Regions from separate parts of the Homo sapiens genome. Here region 2 is linked to region 1. The links are chromatin loops, found by intact Hi-C in ENCODE. Cell type or tissue: IMR-90. All regions are shown on one strand. Region 1 overlaps KCNMA1 (potassium calcium-activated channel subfamily M alpha 1). Region 2 overlaps KCNMA1 (potassium calcium-activated channel subfamily M alpha 1).

Region 1 (4,000 bases):
AATAACAAATGAGTTAAAACTACAGACTATTATCTAGAAGTCATGAGATAGGAAAGAAAAATTAGTTATGAAGAAGGGACTCTCAATTCCTAGATAACTTAACCCCATTCTCACCCCTGATCCCAGAACCTCTCCAGGGAAAAGAATGAGGACACCCCAAGCAGAGAGTGACCAGGCCAACCAAGAGCCCCCACGTGGGCCTTTGTCAGGAAAGTCAGGGGCTGAAGAACCATGACATCCTAATCCCAGTTTGGAGTGGACAGCCTGGCCTTGGATTCAGTCTCCGCTACTTTCTTCAAGGGAGCCAAGTACTAGGCTCTCCCCACCTCTTACCTCATTCAAACCTGCAGAGGTAAAAGCCACCTTATAGAGGAGGAAATTGAGACTCCGGGAGGTCAGGCGCATGCCCCGACAACAAAGCTAATAATGTTCAACACCACAGGCATCTGAGGCCAAAACTTGTGACTTTTAAATTCGTTTCCTCTTCCTCCAGCAGTGTCTACATGGTTGCCTCCTCAATCTTCTAACTAACACGAGAAGGCCAGAGACACAGGCAATGCTAAAGGACAGATCCTTGTGGTGCTGGACTAACCCACCGAATGCAGCTGGGTCCTGTTCCAAAAACTCACTTCAAACAATGATGCTATTGACCAGGATAGACAGAGGGACAAGGAAAGAGAGATCCTTGGGGAAAGACACAAAATGATTCATCTCAGCCACTGTGCTCAACTACTTGTGTGGCTTTGAGTAAGTCCAGGTCTCTCTGGGGCTTTTTAATTTTTCCCTTTTGTAAAAAAATTGTCTAAGTCTAACATAAAATGCAGTAAATCATCTCCAAAGTCTCTTCTAGCTCTTAGGTTCTAACACTATTACAACTAACAGCTTCCCCAGAAGGATCTAGAAAAAGTGGCCATCTTGTCCACATTCACTTAGTGCAAGTCACGCCTAGAGCAGACAGCGTTGCCTGTGAGGGTGATGCAGTGCACAAAGCTAAGTCACCATCACCTTTTCTCTGGGAGCTTCTTATACCAATGCCCCAAACATTCCTTGTACCAGGACAGACACAAAGAGAAAGATGCATTTATTCTGCTCCCACCACATGTTCTATAGGAGACCTGTAGTGTAGGTCTCAGTAGTACTCCAAATTCTGTCATTCTCTCCCATCTTCCTGATTTCTGCCCCGCCTGCCTGCCTGCACTAATATTCAGTGCATATTATCCTTGAAATCAACTTGAAATTGTCTCGATTTTTTCAAATTAGCATTGTCCTGGGCAATAATATCTGTGAAATCACGAGCTCTGATGTACTAGTTCTATTTTTCCACAAGTGTATTCAAATACACAACTATAATAAGAAATTCGTCTGTGTCCCTCCTCAAAGCATCTTGCATCCCACCAGCATTGAGGTGTGGCAAAACACAGCAGTAGCTCACTTAGTCTCCACCAGCAAACCTCTTAGGCCAAACAAAGCTGTTTCCTACCATTTTAGAAAAACCGAGACTTGGGGAAGCAAGCGTTCAAGGTGACGCAGCCAGAAAGCACCACGCGGGGCTTCAAACTTGGGTGTGCCTGATTCTAAGTCCCAAGTCTTTGCCGCTCTTGTAAGCATCCAGCTTGTCTACAGCAGATGGGGGTGAATGAAAGTCAAGAGATTGTAAATAATGCCAATGACCTTTATCACCTATTCTACTTAATCCTGTCCTAAGAACTTGACAGCAAGATTTTCCACGATAATCTGAAATGAGAGTAATTCATCTATGCATAAACAAAGCTGACAGCCAGCATACTGAAATGGACAGAAGGAGAGCACTGTATGAGTCCAGACCAGTTAGCTCCCTGGGCAGGTGCCCCTCACCCACGCCAGCAAGGTCAAGGTTTATTCCCACTCCAGGCAACGCTGGGTTCAAGCTGTCCCAGTTCAGAGGCTGTACCACCGACCCTGCCAGCGCTCCTGCAAATGCACAGCTTAGTCACAAGGGACTCCGGCTGTGCATGTGCGTGACTCAGCACACATCCCTCAGCCCTCCAAGGAAAACAATGACAAGAGCACATGGGATCAGCAGTGTCATCCGTGAACACAGAAACACCCGGCCCTTCATGCATAAACCCACCAAAGAAAAGGGCTTCCAACCTAGCCTGGAAAATTCAAGAACTGGAAGGGCTGGTGCTCAAAGTCATCTGGTCTGACCCCTCACAAGACAGCAAGGAAAAACCAGAGCCAAGAAAGAGGCAACAAGGGACTTGCCCACGGGCACTCAGCTGTGTCAGTCCAGGGCTAAAAGGAAGTGCCCCTACAGCTTCCTGCAGAGTCAGCAGCCCCAGGCACAGTACTTCTCTCTGCCCACGTGGCACTGAGGAAATTGCCAATTACAGAGCTATGCCCTAAATTCAGGAATCAATAAAGTGTAAGTGGAGAGCCCAGTTACCCATATGAATTCAACAACAACAAAGAAAAATGAAGAGGAAAACTACCCAGCTCATTATCTCTCTGAAGTGTTTTCCAGTAACAACTCAATACGAATCAGAAATAATCTCCTACGAGAAGCAGCAACTGGGGGGAAAATGCACTGAACTGTGCTTGGAGAAAGAAGGGGCTGGCCATGCATTCCAGCACGATGAGAATCCCCCCGTGTGTCACGCAATATGCCAACTGCAGGAGGATCCCCCAAGCAGGCGTGTGCTAACACGTCATTTGACTCCAACACGAGATGACTTTGAGTTCCCAATGATGTGCGCAAAAGGGACAGATTCTCCCCGCCAGTACAGTGGGCTCTCTGGACCTTCTGACCAAGCCAGGAAGGGAAGAGGTTGGCAGCAGATGAGGGACTGACCAGCGAATGAAAACACAGCGATGCCAGATGCAAAGGACACTCCTTGGGTGGGAAGGAGGTAGGGTTGGTTTATTTTTTCCCAGACTTTTTCACTCATTTAAGCCTGGAGAATACCTCCCTCCAAATTTTATCCAAGAACCAGCCAATGGCCAAACCCCACTCAAAAGAGAAAACATGAACACTAAAATATTCCATGTACTGAATATTTTTAAAGCAAAGTTAGGATTTTCTAGGTTTGTTTCCATGGGGGAAGAGGGTGGTAATTAAATGATTTACAGAAGAATTTTACAACCTCTTCATTTTACAGATAAAGCAAGCAAGACATAAAGAAGCAAATGGTTTTTTCAAAGTAACCCTGATAGTCAATAGCAGAACCAAAACCAGAATGCAAGTGAAAAAATCCAGATTTGCCAAAACCTTCCTATTGGCTCTATGAGAGACTAACTTCTGAGTCCGGGCTATCCTGATGATACTGACAGGGTCCCCAAAAGCTATCATGCCTCTCTGAGTATGTTCTCTTGGCAACCTGAAATCACTCTCTTCCTTAGCTCCTCTACCATCTGTAATTAATTATTCTATAACTTTTATTGAAGACTTTCTCCCCTGCAATAGTAGAAGCTCTACTATTATGCTGGGAACATAATAAATGTTTGAAAATATTTGTAGAGTGAATGCATATGTATTTCTGACATATGAACACTCGTGCATTCAACAAACCAGGGCTGACCATCCAGGGCATGACAGTGCTTTCATCCCTCAGTGTTGCTAACATGCCCAGTGTTGAGACACCCCAACAAGGTCATACTACACATGCAGGGGATTCAACAAGGTCAGACACAACCAGAGCCCCAAGGAGCAGAGTCTACTGGGCAGACTAGCCAACACACAGAAGCGGCTGCATGACACAGGAGAAAGGGCACCCGTGAAGCTGGAGCTCCGGGTCTAGTTTCCCTTCCCTAGTCAATGATTACATGACTTAGGACAAATCATTTAACTTCTCTAGAACTTGTCTGCTTCATTTGCAAACACAAGCCAAACAAGAGGAAGGCAGGCATCCCGGGAGGAGGAACAGTAAATGTTGGAAGTAAAAGCCCTAAGGATCCTAATCTCCTTGAGTACAGGGACCAGTCTTTCTTCCCGCATCCCACCACTCTTCCCCAGATTTGTGTG
Region 2 (4,000 bases), 56 kb after region 1:
GTTGTATGAATTAATATAATTAAAGACAACATTTATTTTACTCAAAAATTACTGGAGTAAGAGGAGTGAAGGTAATGCACAAGCTATATTACTTGGTTTTGTACCAAGCTCTTATCAGATTGCTTTCACTAGATTGGTGCCCTGTGCACATGGCAGGCCCTCAAGAAATGTTTGTAACCCTTCCTTGAACATGCTCTGCACTTTACCCAGCTTTTCTGTTCTCATCACCTCTTCAACATTGTTTGTATAAAAATTATGTATTCTGCAAGGATGAGATCAGATGCCACCTCCCCTAATTAGGTTTACATGCTTCATGATTCCCAGACGAACAACTTCCCTGTCTTGTTTTTGGATTTCTCAGGCATCTAAAAACAGGTCCTCACCACCTTCAGTTATACCCATCCATATAGGTATACTATATGCTCCTATCAGACCACAGCTCCTTGAAGACAAATACTGAGATTCATGCATTGTTATTTGGGGCCAAGGCTCTAGCGACAGAACAATTAAAAAGCAGTGCTATTTCTGTAGGGGAGCACTCCAAAACTCCTTTCCAAAACCTTTTTCTCATAAGCCCATGAGCCAGAATGGCTTTCCAGAACCTCATTTTTATCAAAAATAGAAACCAATCTGACCACGCACACTTTATATCAGAGTGAAATGGAACATCCCAAACTTTTATCAACATGCATTTTCTGTTCCCGGTATATAATAAAGGGTCCCAATGTTTATCTAACATTTTTCTGAAATCAGTATGTAACACTCTCCACTTCTGAATCTGATGGGGCACCAGTCAGTTTCATAGTCATCACTGGAGAGACTCTGTGCCAGATTTTGTCTTCAGTTGTAACACAGGATCACATGGTCACTCTACTGAGCTATTCCCACCCACACTCTTGGTTCTAGGGATGATGAAGGGAAAAACAAAATGGTTCTAGCACCTGGATGCAGACCGTTGCATGTTCGACGTCCTTTTCTTGTGCTCCATATGAAACATGTCCCAGATCCTTCACGAGCAACCCTCCACTGTTCAGTTTCATAGGAGCGCAGAAAACAAGTCCAGTTTCAAGTAGGTAGTAATTTCTGTTTCATTTCATGAACAAAATAGAGATGCAGCAATAAATTACATGATTTGAGCCCTCATTAGTAGACAGTAAATGTCACTGTTTATTAAAAAGCTAATAATCCATTCAATTTTTTAAATTAAGCAATAAGACTCTAATATAATAAATTTGAATAATTAAGCCTAATATTAATGGAGTGAAAACATGAGGGAAGAAAGAAGTTCTAAAATCTTTATTTTTCCCTCCACATAAAACATGTTAATAATGATCCCACAGGTGAAAGAAGTTTCTATGTGCATACCAGTGGAGTACTTATTTGTCAAAGCAAGAACTCACACGTATGCTTAGATGGCTGGAAATCTCTAGGGAAGTACAGAGAACTCTCCTAACTCAGCCCTCACTATTGACTCCTAGCTCTATTTTTACCTGATCTGTTTTTATTGCTGGACTCCACTCTCTTTCCATTACATACAGCCTAAGAATTTTCTACTCCAGCTAGAAAGAGCTCTGACTAGGACACAAGTTTACAACCAGGATGGTTGGTCTGTACGTGCTGTCTTCTCCCTGCTCAATAAAAGGAGAGCATCCTTGTGTTAGAAATAGCTTGGTATCTGCGGCCATACCACCCTGGACACACCTGATCTTGTCTGATCTTGGCAGCTAAGCAGGGTCTGGCCCAGTTAATACTTGGATGGAAGAAACAACTTTGCACAACAGTTCTAAACAAAGCACAGTTTGAACTTATTCTTCCTGCCACACAGCCTTCCCACCACGTGAGGCCGTAGCATCATCTCTGCTTGGAAACTCTACACCAAGATTGCACCATCACGCCCTGAAGAAGGCAAGAAGCCTTTTCTCAGGCCACTGAATATAGGCTTATGTAAACAGGCAGTATAACTCAGTAGGCGGAGATGAAACATTTGCACTTCTCTCCAAGCATTATAATGAGAAAGCAAAACTCTTTATACAAGCTAAACCCTTTTCTACATTCTTAAGTGTCCAAACAAACTTTTCCCCAGCAGCCTGCACTTCTATGGCTTTGCATTATTGGGATAAGCCAAGAGGGAGGGAACAGGAGCCTTTCCTCCTAAGCTCAGAGAGATCAAAGAAAACAAAGCTAGAGAGTGTGAGGGATTCTGCTTGGTGAGCATTTCTCAGCAGAGTGGACTTTCTGTGTCTGGGCTGCGGGCCCCTGAGTGTCCGGTGCTCTGAGGACACCTTCAGTGGAATCTGTGGAAGGTACACATCAGATCTGCTCCCAGTAATAATGCCCTGCTTTGCAGAGGCTGTTTTGCTTTCCCAGGTGCTTTCATGTCTTTTATTGATCAACAAGCAAACACTTACTGAGCGCCTATCAGATGCAGGGCCCCAGGTGGAGTTATCTCACCGACAGATCATCTCACGGCCCCAGTCTTCAGATATATGTGCCACTCTGAAAAGAAAATAAGGCCCAGATCTGCCTTCAAGATGTTTATAGTTTATTTGGAGACATAAGCAGAGTCCCACAGAAAGAGAAATAATACTGCAAAGCACTCTATTTTAAGTTAGTCTTCCTCAAACTTTGATCATAATCACAACCACATTAGGAGCTTATTAAAAGTCAAAGGGGCCTGGATCACATCTTTGGAGATTCTAATTCCATGGGAATGAAGCCTGGGTCCCTGTATTTTTAACAAGCAGCCACAAAGATTAAAAATTTAAAACCTAAGACAGTGCCTAAGTGGCAAATGAGACAGTCACTCCTGTTGGCCGAGGTCAAAGGACTCCAGCAAGGTCAGACATAAAAGAGACCTGCAAGGGCAGACAGGAGGCTGAGAGCAGAAAGGCAGAAAGGGGCAAGGTAGGAAGTTAGGAGGGAGAGGGGGATAGGGTCCCAAGAACAAGTGCAATATTCATGTAGGGGACAGAATGCAGAAAATTCTGGATGTAGGAGAAGGCTGCCCTAGAGGATTGAGAGATCAAGACAGACAGGTAGGTCTGGAGTCCAGGGCCGTGGGACTGCAGTCTGGGCCCTGATATTTTATCATATCAAAGTAAGGAGGATCATGAATGACAGGTGTTTACTTTAGCCTGGAGGCAAAGGGTGCCTCAGGAATGGCAGGGCCATGAGAGCAGAGAATTTTAGACAGAGGTCCCGTGCTAGGCCTGGATTGAAACCATCAGGAAGACCGGAAGCTGGGCCCAAGGTTCTAGTAAGATATTTTAATATCCTGTTCTACCCTCACCACAGATCAACGAACTCAGCAAGATAGATAATATTATCTTCTTTCTGTAGAGAGAAAACTGGAGCACAAAGTGGCCAAACAGCAAGAGGAAACCTGGGGAAGCCAGAACAGCCATGTGGCTGGCGCTCATCTTTGACAAATCAATCCACTGCATTTCAAGCCTATTCAACATACATTTATTGAGTGCCTACTACCAGCAAGAAACAAGAAGCAGCAAGATAAACGGAGTGCCGTTCCTGCCCTCAGGGAGCTCACCTCCCAGGGGAGGAGCTGGCAAACATTTTCTGTGAAGAACCGGATAGTGAATACTTCAGACTGTGCAGGCCAGTTAGTCTCTGTAGCAAATGCTCACCTCTGACATAGCACAAAAGTGGCCATGCACAATACACGAACAAATGAGCATATCTGTGTTCCAATAAAACTTTATTTACAAAACATGCAGTGGGCCGGATTCGACCTGTAATGTACCAATCCCTAATCTAGTGGGTAAAACAAACCCCTTCATGGCTACTTATAAAACAAGAGAGGTGTGTTATAAATAAAACGACTTTGCAGCCCAAAGGAAAGATAGAGTAATTTAGTCTGGCCATGGATGACTGGGGAGGCAGCACTGGAGTAGGACAAGTACTTAGTTTTCTAGGTCTCAGTTAAAACGATGGGGCTGAATCAGAAGCACATGGACGGCCCTTCTTGTTCCCGTGTTCTCTGACT

Evidence for each region. Peaks named below come from ENCODE experiments on the same cell type or tissue, not always from the same donor. Only the 100,000 strongest peaks of a DNase experiment are listed, where the experiment ranks them.
Region 2: it touches region 1 in a loop (1.8-fold over the local background); 4 of 110 quality-filtered maps call a loop at or near these places.

What each region holds. Positions count from the first base shown.
Region 1 is chr10:77,529,594-77,533,593 of GRCh38, forward strand. All of the region lies in intron 1 of KCNMA1 (potassium calcium-activated channel subfamily M alpha 1), which reads right to left. It overlaps LOC124902464 (a long non-coding RNA gene), which reads right to left. Exons shown (of 2, transcript XR_007062205.1): 2 at 1-4,000. Among named protein-coding and RNA genes, the nearest start is that of KCNMA1, 110 kb to the right of the region's middle. RefSeq lists enhancers at 1,438-1,939, 1,727-2,926, 1,940-2,439. In IMR-90, no CTCF peak of the experiment used is centred here; DNase peaks (open chromatin) are centred at 2,018 and 2,648; H3K27ac peaks cover 881 bases.
Region 2 is chr10:77,585,376-77,589,375 of GRCh38, forward strand. The region is part of intron 1 of KCNMA1 (potassium calcium-activated channel subfamily M alpha 1); the gene reads right to left. It also overlaps the pseudogene RNA5SP321. Among named protein-coding and RNA genes, the nearest start is that of KCNMA1, 50 kb to the right of the region's middle. In IMR-90, a CTCF peak has its summit at 1,829; a DNase peak (open chromatin) is centred at 1,886; H3K27ac peaks cover 1,492 bases.